2 separate regions of the Mus musculus genome follow, and region 2 is linked to region 1. The links are chromatin loops, found by intact Hi-C in ENCODE. Cell type or tissue: left cerebral cortex. All regions are shown on one strand. Links, peaks and the distances in the headings refer to the core of each region. The heading gives the core; the rest is flanking DNA.

Region 1 (5,943 bases), core at 1,099-3,598:
CCCTGCCTGCCAGCCAAGACCATGAATCAAAGTCTCTGACACAAAGTCATGTTATGAACCCTGGGCTTCCTATAGAGTTTGGCTCACTCCGGGCTGATCTCTAATAAAGACAAAGGCCAGGGGACAGAAATATCTCTCTTCTTGCTCCTGGCAAATACCATTTCGATCCTGTCTCCATCTCAGTGTCCAGAAAATTGGATTGGAAACGGGACATCGCCGGGGAGTAAATCAGATTAGTGCTTCCTCCCTCGCAGCCTCCAGCAGGCCTCTCATTCTGCTGAGCACGTCTCTCATTTATATGAAGTTGTTTATGACCCCCCTGTGTCACAGAGACGTTTCTAAACCGACTGAATCAGTACAGGCAGTGGGTGACCCTCCTAGCCACGGAGCCTAGAGGATTGGGCTTATTGGAAAATACTGCCAGTGGCTTCATTTTGTCTGGAGAAATGTCTGTGTCCTCACAGCTTTCGTATAGCTGGACACTAAGTGACCTCAGGAGAGCCCCCATCTGTCCCTCACAAGCCACTTGGTGTCTGACAGTGGCCCAGGCCCCAGAGCTGACTGGAATGGGACCCTGAGTCCTGGTTCAACACAGGTGTTTCCAGAGTCCTCTGTGTGGGCACTTACAGAGAGGATCATCTGTTCTCACAGGAACCCATCTGCTGACAAGAAGTGTCGAGGAGCAGGCAGCGCAGCTGTGTGCGACAGGAATAAGGAACTGCCCTGATGGGTGTTGAGGTTTCCGGTTCCTCCTGAGACCTTTCAATTTCCAAGAACTTCTTGGAGTGTTTGGTCACAAGATGCAGACGGGCTCTGCTTGTTTTCATGGCACAGATGCTTTTAAGAACAGAGCTTTGCACACTTCAATGTAAAATTAGATTCCAAAAGCCCACAGATGGTTCTAGAGCGAACTCTCCTTAACCCCACTCCCAGGTCAGCCACAGAACCAGGACCTCACGCATCAGGGCATGACTCTACCACTGAGTTCCACCCCAGCTTTCTGAACCCCGTTGGAACCTTGGGTGTTTCTCCAAAGACACAGGAACTCACCCAGTCCCCATGTTGTGTGCACAGAGCCCCTCACTGTTTCCCTGATTGCGTTTGCTGTCTTTGTAAGTTCAGAAGTATTTGGGAGGCGGAAGCTGACAGCCCTCCACACCCCAGAGGCCTGAGTCCGGATGCAGAAGTCTACCTCCGCTCACTTCCTACTGGCTAGATGGCCATGGGCCATGGCATATCCATGCCTGACACCACAGAGAAGGCTCCCATGAAGTCAGGAGGCTCCGTGGTGAAGCAGGAACTGGAACTCGAGGAGGTCCCAAGGAGAGAGTGGAAACCAGGGTTTAAGTGCGGCCATCTGGTCTCCCACAGGCCACGCCCATCTTTCTGACTGCAGCTTCTACAGCTGGTTTGATTGTTCTTGTGGTCCTCATTATCCACTTCAGACTGAATGACATGAAAGTCTCCGGGAGTAGACAGACACAGGCATCCAAATATCATAACATTTTTTTTTCTTAGACCAAATAACAAGGCTGCTTAGGCTTTTTAGCATCTAAAACTGTGGGTTGTGATATCATTGTATTTGGGTTAAATTTATTTTTGATTGATAACTCCAATGTTATTGTGCTTAGCTCTCAGTGTTGGGCAAAAACCCAGGGCTGGTGTAGACTTTATTTATGTCTGATTTCTTTGTGAAACTGATTCTTTTCTCGTGCCCTACTTTTAGGATTTGAATTTTAGCAGAATTAATCTGAAATGACTCAGAATTATACAATTAATTGCATTCAGCTTCAATTATAGTTTGCGCTAGCTGAGCCAGGCTATTGTCCTCCCTGGGGCAGGCACTTGCACATGGCTGTCTTGGCAGGTGCTAAGGCCCTGTGGCTCTCCCTTCAGCATGCCAGCTTCCTGGGGAAAGTTGTTCAGGGCTGACAGTCTTCTGCCAAGTACATTGAGAGTGGTAAGGACCCAGGAGTGCCACGGGGCTGTTGACATCAGATTCTTTTATTATGGTATAGGGGAAAACAGACTGTGATGTAAAGGGTGGAGGAGTTAAGACTTAGGTAGGTATTGTGGGTCCTGTTATCACTGACCATGGCTGGGGTCAGAGAAAGAGAGGGGCCTCCTCTGAGCTCAGAGGAGCCAGAGGATGAGACCAGGTAACAAAGGGGCTTACAGAAGGGAGGTGGGAATTAACAAGAGGCTACAAAATATTGAGTGCGCTGTGGAGAGAAACATTCTATGGGTGAATCAGCTACAGGTCTGGGCTGCTTCTGCTGGGGTGGGGGATATCTTTAGATCAGTGTGCTGAAGTCAGGGACAGCGTGTCTCCAACTCCTGCTCCTCTGGAATGTTCTTATTTTCTTCGCAGGCTGACTTCATTCACACTGTCTATTTGGCAACACATGACCGAATTGGGAGCCGAGCTCTTTTTGGCAGGAAAAGTTCATTAATTTTAGTTGGCTCTCCCCACCCTTCACAAGTGTGCCTGGGGGGTGGGAACTGCCTCTCATAATCACACAGACGCCATCCCTTGCCTGGACTTCTAGGTTCTAAGATGGTTCTGTGTGTCTGGCTGGGGGTGGGTGCTCTGAGAAAAGAGAGGCCCCCAAGAACGTTTCAAGTGGAGCCGCCAGGAAGATGGTTAAATGCAGAAGCATTTGTGAGTTTATAGACCAAGAAAGATTATCCTAGTATCTCTGATTGTGTAAGCGCTGATCCACTGTGCCAAGCTCACTCATCCTCACCGACTTATAGCAAACAGCCTGCTGTGGCATTTGGATGAACTGGGTTCTTAACGTGTGGGTGGGAGATTTCCTTCCACTTGGAATCCAAGACCTCGGGGCTGGAAGAAACCTAAGCGCACGCTGCACTCTGTTCATGCCTTGGTGTCTGGGTCAGGCCTGCAGAGCACAGAGTTCATAGAGACCTCTTTTGGAGGCATGGCTCTCCTCATCTGTTTGCCTTCCCCATGCTTCCCTCCTGGTTTCTCTGTGTGGCACTCCAACAGTGTCCTTCCGAAGTTCATGTCCATGTGTCACCTCACAATGTGGCCGATCTCTATTCAGACATTATGGTTGGTTCCTGTGAGGTCTCTCTAGGTGGACACTGGCTCTCAACTCAGTGGCCGTGACAATACACAGAATGTAGTGGAGATGGCAGAGGTAGAGGTTGGTATGATGCATGTACGAACCAAAGAATGCCAGGAAGCACCAGAGACTGAGAGGGAGACAAGGAAAAGATCCTCTCCAGAGCTTCAAGAGGGGATCAGCTGAGTCAGCACTTGGATTTCAGGCATCTCGCTTTGCAGAACTAGAGAGCAACGACGCCCTGCTGTCTAAGCCACTGGTGGGTAGCCTTGGAAACTATTAAACATTCCTTTGTACCTCTTCATCCTCTCTTTGTACTTTTTGATCAACATAAGACATACATTACTGCCCACTCTAAGTGTGCCTATGTCCAACCTATGTGTAAGAGCTGTAAAAGCAGTTTTCAATTGATGTTCTAAAGGAGGTTCTATAGGAGGCCATGATCGATCGATCCTCAAGTCCAGAGTTGATAGTGCTCAAAAATCCCCATGCTCCCTCCATGGATGGCGATGAGCCTCAAGCACTGTCATCCTCCATCTACACGGTCGTATGTGAGCTAGCTGTGTGATCCCTCTGCCCCTGTCTGAGATGGTTTGGGGGCTGACTTTGAAATAAGTAAGTGAAAGAAAAGCGAAAGAAGACAGAAACTAGAGAATCCCCCCACCCCCACCCCCTTGCTGGCTTGCTTTCCTTCCAGAGTCAGAGGCAGGGAGCTGGCTTGAGCAGAGCGCTGCTGGGCTGCAATGTATGTCCAGCCTATCTTGTTGCTTTGCTGATGGTCACACCACAGCATTGGATGAATGCTCCCTGTGGTAGAAGAGAGACACAGCGTAGAGAGGTGAGAGCTGGCATGGAGTTATTCCGGTGGTTTATGCTAGCCAGGACATCCCGGGTATGCCTTGATTGACAGCTGTTCTAGGTGTCTAGCATGAAGTGATCACACCTGAGAGAAGTGCTTTAGATTTTGGAGCTTTTAGGGTTTAAAAAATGTGCCTAGACTTTATGGTTTGAGCACCTGTAATGTGAGATTCTCCAGAATCCAGAACTTCTTCAATGTCATGGTGGCGCTTGGTATTTTAGATGTTCACAGTAGAGCTTCTGGTCTTACATAGGGCTTCTTAGTGTGCAAGGCTAGACCATCTTGTGGTTGCTGCTGATGTTAAGTTGCAACCAAAGCTAGCTAAGCACCCAGCTCTAGAAATCTCAGTAACTACTGACCAGGACCATTAACTAGTCAGGGAAGCTGCCAGGGTATGTTGGACTCCTGTGGACATCAGTTGTCTTTCTGGGATGATGGGATGAGGCTCAATACCTTCGTGGGTCTATTTTATACATAAGCTCCTCTGCCCTCTCTCACTTGTCAAGATGGCCTGGAGCAAGCAGCCTGACACCAGTGTCAGGCTTCCAACCAAGCCATGCTGGGACATCTATGATTTCTCAGTCAAGTCATCACTGGGATTCAAAATTACCTGCTGGGTGAGAACATACCATTTTAAAACTTGAAGGTTAAGAGACAGTATTGAAATAAAAAGAGAGAGAAAGAAAGAAAGAGAGAGAGAGAGAGAGAGAGAGAGAGAGAGGAAGGAAGGGAGAAAGGGAGGAAGGAAGAAAGGAAGAAAGAAAGAGAGAGAGGGAGAGAGAGAGAGAGAAAGAAAGAAAGAAAGAAAGAAAGAAAGAAAGAAAGAAAGGAAGGAAGAAAGAAAGAGAGAGAGAGAAGCACATGTTTTAGAAGCACACACAGTGGTAGTGCCCCTTTTATCAGAGTCTTGAAGTCTCTGTCTTTAAGACGTTGGAAGAAGGTTCTATGTGAATTGTTGCAGACATGAAGTCAACTCCTAACCTTGTAGTTAGAAAAGGCTAAATACTGGAAACTGTTGTCGTAAAAAAAAAAAAACCCTAGCAAAATATTCTATATGTGTAGGACCCCCCCCCCCTTTAAGATTAGTTGTGTCTTCACAAGTTTGCCTGTTGACATTCCTGTGTTATATAATAGCAAACAAAGAACAGGGCAGGAATGGGAGGAAGGAATACCTTTTAAATGCTGACTGTGTGCCCAGCCTTTGACATGCTCATTTCACCCCAACTTATAGAGGAGGGATAGGGGCTTGGAGATGTAAGATAAATTGCAAAGTTTGCTATGGTGCCAAGGAATGGAGTTGGGATTTAAACCTAGACTTTTCTCACTTATATTAGTTGCCCTGGCTACACAGCATTATGTATTATATTTTATTATATATTTCATATATAATTTTTACTTGTTCTCTACTGTGATAAAATATATGACAAGCAGCACTATAGGGGAAGGAGGGTTTATTTTAGCTCACAGACACATTGCAGGGAAGGCACAGCACAGAGTAGGCTCCAGCAGGCCCTGCCCGCATAGCTCCGTGTCAGCTAGCTAGGCCCTACGTATAAAAGGTATCACAGCCACCAGCCGGAGGCCAAATGCTCAGGTTCATGAAGCCTTGCTGGGGGGTGGGGAATTATACAGTTGAAGCTATAGCACCACATATAGACATATGTATACAGACACATAGGTACAAGGTAATCTGACTTCACCAGAAACGCCAAAGAACACGCTGAGATGCTATATCCAAAGAACAGCCTGGAGAGTACTCACCAAAAGGGCACACGGCGTTCTCCATCCCTGTTAATAAAGTGAAGACGTATACCATGCAACACTCCTGGGAAACACTAATGGTGGGATCCCAGGAGGCCCTAGAGATGGCTTAATCCATGAAGCATAAAAACTTTAGGACCTGAGTTCTGATCCCCAGTACCCAAGTGATTAAAAAAAAAAAAAAAAGGTAGGTTGTGGGAAGCCGCAAACACCATTACAAGATGGCGCTGGCTA
Region 2 (5,943 bases), core at 2,065-4,564, 71 kb after region 1:
AACTTGCCCTCAACCTGCAAACCCCTACAGCGTACCCAGTGAGCCTCAAGACTCTACTGGCAGTTCACCCCACAATTTCTACAGGGCAGATTTCAAGAATTCGCTCTCAGCAGGGCCCCTCTGCTTCTGAGATGCTTATGTAGCAATTTAATATGCAGCTAGGTATGGAGGACGTTGGCTTGCTCAAGATCAGAGGTGACAAAAGGCTGCAGTATCTCAACTTGTCCCACATCCATCCCTTTCCCTGTGTATGCGTGTCCATGTGTGTGCATACGTGTACAGTGTCTATACAGGAATGTTCACATGCATGTTGGGCAAGAAGTATCAAGTTTCTTCCTCAACTGCTTCTCACCTTACTTCTTGAGAAAATTACTCGCTGAACTGGGAGTTCCCATTTCAGCTAAACTGGCTGGACAGGGAGCCCCAGGGATCCACCTATCTCTGTTCTCTCCAGCTCTGGAGCACCCGACTTTTAGTGTTTGTGTATAACACACAGCTGGGCACCTGTGTGCCTGTGTGTCTGTTTGTCTGTCTGTGTCTGTCTCTGTGTATCTGGGTGTATATATGTGTGTCTGTATCTGTGTGTGTGTCTATCTGTCGGTATCTGTGTGTTTATGTCTGTGTCTGTATCTGTGTGTCTGTGTGTGTATATGTGTGTGTGTGTGTATCTGTAATCTGTCTCTGTGTGTTTGTGTCTGTCTCTGCCTGTCTCTCTGTGTACATCTCATATGTGTGTGTGTGTGTGTAGTTTTATATGTGTGCTGCTGGTGTTTGTGCCTGCACACATACATGGAGATTAGAAGGGGTTTCGAGTGTCCACCTCCATCACAACCAACCTATTCCTTTGAGACAGGGTCAGGTTTTCTGGGCTGTAGCTCCAGCTCCAGCCCTCCTCCAGTCTCTGCTCCACTCAGAGTTGGGCTTACACAAACACATGGGATGCCTGGCTTATGTGGATGCTGGCATCCAAGCCCCAGGTCTTAGATGGTGCAGAAAGTACTCTCTACCCCTGAGCTATCTCTCCTGCCCTGCACCCAACATCTGTCTGTGTGTCCTGGGAATCAAGCTCAGGTCCCCGTTTGTACATTGAATACTTTACCAACTGAGCCATTCAGTCCCTGCTTCCTCTTTTGAGGGCTATAGTTTGTAAGGTTTCTCAACCAAGGCAGGTCTTTGTTGTAGCCTACAGTAAAAGTTATTGAGTGCCATAACTATTATGATCTCCCAAGTGAGAATCGTTGAGGAGGAAACGGTTTGAAACAAACACTAAGCTTGTGGGTCTGCTGCTGCAGCAAGGTTAGTCATTAGCAGCGGTGTTAAGAGACAGAACTGTTCAACGCCAAGCCCAGCCTCTGCTTTTATCAGGTCTGGAGCTGAGATTTTAAAATTACATATGCACGGGACCTCTTAAAAATTAACATCCCTGGGAAGACTCGGTGCTGACAGCTTTTCTCTATGACCCAGATGCTACTTGCGTACTGTGTGGCGTGCCATGAATCATATAACCCAGTTCTGATGAAGTGTGTGTGTGTGTGTGTGTGTGTGTGTGTGTGTGTGTGTGTGAGAGAGAGACAGACAGACAGACAGACAGACAGACAGACAGACCCTCTCTCCTCCTTACTGCTGCAGTATAGTCTGGTCATTTTCCTGACCCTTGCTAAAGTGTTCTCCCCTTTCCTACTTCTGAAGCTCAATGTGTGTACTGAAATTGAACCCTGCATGCCTCCTCTGCATCGTTTTGATGCAACGGAACAGTGAGATTCCAGAGCCGACCCCTTGGGAAGCGTGTAACCAGGGTAAAGGACCAGGTTCATTGCTCACACTCACAGCTGTGAATCTCTCAGAGGTGCTAGGCCTTGGTTTTATATTCCTCAAGATGGGAGACTTGCTAATCCCTGGGTGGGCTCACGGATAAACAAGAGTGAACCTACAGCATCGGAAGAGCTCTCCAGTGAGAGGGAGGGGTGGCCATCTCCATCTTTATGTGTTAGTGTGCTGGTGGCCGGTCTATGCTCTGTTTGCAGTTATGAGCACGTGAGACTTCAAGGCCGCTTTGCTAGGTGGAATGGGTGCCAGTGTGAGAGAAGTCTGCCTTTAGTCAGGAAGCATTCCAATGAGCAAATTACCTGACAGCGTGGCATGCTTAATGGACTTCAGGGCATTTTCAGGGAAGGCCAGTGTGCCCTCCTGTGGAGACCAGGCTCTCTCCAGGGCCCACACCAAGGCCCTCATTGGCACACAATCATAGCAGCAGTTAAACCCTCTTATCATCTAGACTGTCATGAAAAGAACAGTACCCTCCCTTCTGACCGCTTCAGCATGTCTCTGTTCACAGGCAGACGCACTAGGATGGTGTCTCCGGAGCTGAGTATCTCCCGTCACTGCGTCACTGTGTCACTGTGTTTCTGCACCACATCTTCCATCTTCACACTTTCACTGGGTTTGGGTCTGTTTTATGACCCTCTGCTCTCATTTCCTGTTTGTTTTGTCTGTTCAGACTTCTTTCCCTCCTGGAAAGCGGCTACCTGGGCAGGCATATCTGTGATGTCAAACACATGCTTCAGGCGCGAAGTACCTTTCTGTTCCGACTGAGGGGGCCAAACGATGTAACAAGAAAAGCAAATGCTTCTTGGGGTTCTTTTCCGTGGTTTCATGGAACCGTTCGATCTTAACAAGAACTGTTAACTTTCAAATGAAGTTTTTTTGTTTTTCTTTTTGTTTGATTTTTTTGTTTGTTTGTTTTGTTTGTTTGTTTTTTAACATCAGAGAACTACACTGTGTGTGGATCATTCTTTATGTGAAAGCTGAGTTTCCTGGCCCTGGGTGGAACAGACCAGACCTGGCTCTAGGTGGCACCAATTAAGAAAGAGTGAAATGCAGAAAACAGGTTTTGAAAAGGCCACCACACTTGGAAACAGAAATACGCCATTTCTCCTGCAAGGGTGAGGGGTGGGGGGAGGGTGCTCAGGAACAGGGAAAATGGCATAATCAATTTAATCAGGTAAGGCTGCCATCTCTTGAGAAACCCAGCTTGTGCCCCTCTTTCAGTCAGGGCATCACTGAGCTCCAGTTTGTTGCCAGGAAGACGAAGTTCTTCCCTCCTGGGAATTCCAGGCCAGCAAACTTTTGGAAGTATCTGTGGCAGCTTGAATGCTGCTATTTAAGGCCTGATGAAGAGGCAGCTTGGAGAAAAACCTCAAAAATAAATACTCTGATTCATCATTGTTGTTCAAGCTTTCCAGCCATCAGAGCCAGCCCTGGGCTCCAGAGACAAAGGGTAACATTCACCAGGAGCTGTTCAGCCCAGTCAGGAGCCCTGGCAGCGGTGAGGAGGCGGACAGGGAGGCAGCTTTCTGCAAAACCCGGCTCGGGTTGGGCCGGTGTGGAAGGAAGGCTAGAACAAGACAGCCGTGCCGCTAGGGTTTTGCTCAGTGGAGGAGGAATGAATCAGCCAGAGATGGAGGTCCTCCCAGAATAGTGGACCATGTTATAATAGCCCCAGGCGGGCAGTGGATTGGGTAGCTGGCAGCAGTTAGTGGGGCTTCTTCAGTGTCAAGCAGCCAATGACAAAGTTCTCTGCTGTCTGCAGCTATGTAGTGCAAGGCTGGTGGCGCGGGAAAGTAGGAGTCTGGCATTTGCAGATGGCTGACACTGGGATGGAACAGGGGGTTAGACTGTGTGTGACCTTCTCAGCTGCTCTAGCTTCGGGTCCCTTACTCCTCTGCATCCTCATCTGCTGGAGAGACCCCAAACCTCCCGTGGTGTGGAGATTGACTATGATTTACATGCAGGTGTGTGGTGAAAGGTCATCAATGTCCTTCTGGTTGGACCTCTAGACTTGACACTTCTTGGGTGTAGTGCATTTCTCTGTCCCTCCCGAATCTCTTTTCCTGGTTAAGAAAAGGACAACCCATGTGTTGAGTGACCACATGGGCAAGGTGTGTACAGGTGTCTATGGGACTCCTACCAACATAAGAAGCAGATCTTCTTCTTCTTCTTCTTCTTCTTCTTCTTCTTCTTCTTCTTCTTCTTCTTCTTCTTCTTCTTCTTCTTCTTCTTCCTCTTCCTCTTCCTCTTCCTCTTCCTCTTCTTCTTCCTCCTCCTCTTCCTCCTTCTCCGCCTCCTCCTCCTTCTTCTTCTTTTTCTTCTTCTTTTGAAAATAATTAGAATTTTACTTGATTATTTATGAATTGCAACAGAAATTCCAATTCCTAAAACCATCTTGCTGATGTACTGCAGGTTTAGATGCATTTAAATACTTGTCACATTGGGAATACCAAAAGGGTCGATTGATATGATAGCTTTGGGTTGTAGAAACAACAACATAAGAAGCAGATGTTCTTACTTGTTCTCGATTGAGTTCACCGGTCATTGCAACGCTAGTTGCAGGGGATGGTGGGAGTTTATCAGAGACTGTGCAATGACTGTCATCTTTGCAGTGGCTCAAGTAAGGAAGTTTGATAAAGAATGGTGCAGAGAGTGGCTTTTAGAGCTAGGTTCTAATCTGCCGCATGCTGTTTTCCCACCGATGAGATAAGCAAAGTCGGCTGCAGATTGCAGTCATGGAGGTTCGTAGAGTATGCTCCTCCAGCTCCCCTCTGCAGGCTCATCTCCAGGCTTCTTAGACCGGCTACTATGCCAGGAGCTTCAGGGGGTGTGGCCCCTTGCTAATATTGTTTCCTCCAAGGCGTATATTGATTTTTGAAACAAAGAACAGTTGGCTGGGATCCAAAGCTAGTTTTTTTCCTTCTAGATCTGGATGTGGAAGAAAAATAAATACCTTCCATCTTCCAAACCAAGATAGCCCCAGAGAAGGCAGATGACTGTTACAGCCAAGAGAAGAAATTACACAGCCTGCTCAGAGCTGAGCTCCCAAGCCGCTTCTTACTGCTCTGGGGAAGTACACCAAGTCCATGTGGCCACCACTAGGAAAAGCCACCCAGGTTCTTCTAAAGTGACTGGGTGTACCAAGGAAAATTAAATAAAAACACTTCTCCTTAGTGTCACGGATACAGAACAGTGTCCTGGAAGTTGCGGAATGTCACAAGCTCTATAAAATGTACAGTGACATTGTTTAGAATATGAAGCCCTGCTTCTCAATTTTCACTTAACAACCAGAGTCCTGAGTGCAGATAAGACCCTAAAAACGCTCCTAGGCCCCCACAGCAAGCAGATTTTCAAAGATAGATTGACCACATTTGTTCTGTGTGCGGCTGATAATAAGCCACAGGGTGGAATCCCACAGCAGGGGCTGGTGACAGGCATTCACAGAGGCACTGAGCTCATGTTACAATTATTATGGTTCTATATAAAGCCACGGGGGGTGGGGGGAGTCATTTCATGCTCTTAAAACTTACTAGCTAACATTTAAGGAGTTTGTGCAGAGCAGGCTAAGCTCAAACATTTTCTCCTAAACTTAAAATTATTACAGATAGCCGTAAGGAAGTGTTCTGTGTAAGACAATGTTAAAAATAGGATTTTTTTTTTTTTTGGTTGCTTTTCTTAATGCCTAGGATTTTCATGATGTGGTTTGTAGTTCATTTCCCTCGGGTTATATTTAAATAGCATCATCCTGTGCAAGCTTAGGATGGGCTTCTGTGGGTGTGTGGTGGTACAGTGTGGCCTAAGGAGGTTCCCAGCACAGAGAGAGATGGGCAGATAGGAAATCATGGGCAAAATCTAGAGGTCACATATAATGGTACCAAAAGCAGCTCCCCCCCCCCCCCCCGCGTGCTTCAGCCCAGGACAAACTGTATATGTGGATGCGATGCGAACCAGGAGATGGTAATGGGACTAAAAACTCTCACCTAATAAGGTTAAAGCCAGAACACATCAATCACTGGTTTGGGATGGCACTTTGTAAACATGTTTCATCAGCCCTATTAAATAAAGAATAGCATGTATCTAAAATGACATCATGATAAACAGATGTGGGCCTACATT

What was found. Peaks named below come from ENCODE experiments on the same cell type or tissue, not always from the same donor. Only the 100,000 strongest peaks of a DNase experiment are listed, where the experiment ranks them.
Region 2: it touches region 1 in a loop (3-fold over the local background); 5 of 42 quality-filtered maps call a loop at or near these places.

The regions. Positions count from the first base shown.
Region 1 is chr11:108,218,125-108,224,067 of GRCm38, reverse strand. All of the region lies in intron 2 of Prkca (protein kinase C, alpha), which reads left to right. Among named protein-coding and RNA genes, the nearest start is that of Gm11655, 48 kb to the right of the region's middle. In left cerebral cortex, for the core only: no CTCF peak of the experiment used is centred there; DNase peaks (open chromatin) are centred at 1,207, 1,835 and 2,439; H3K27ac peaks cover 2,142 bases.
Region 2 is chr11:108,147,970-108,153,912 of GRCm38, reverse strand. The region is part of intron 3 of Prkca (protein kinase C, alpha); the gene reads left to right. Among named protein-coding and RNA genes, the nearest start is that of Gm11655, 22 kb to the left of the region's middle. In left cerebral cortex, for the core only: CTCF peaks have their summits at 2,225 (motif pointing left) and 3,424; DNase peaks (open chromatin) are centred at 2,179, 2,338 and 3,330; H3K27ac peaks cover 2,281 bases.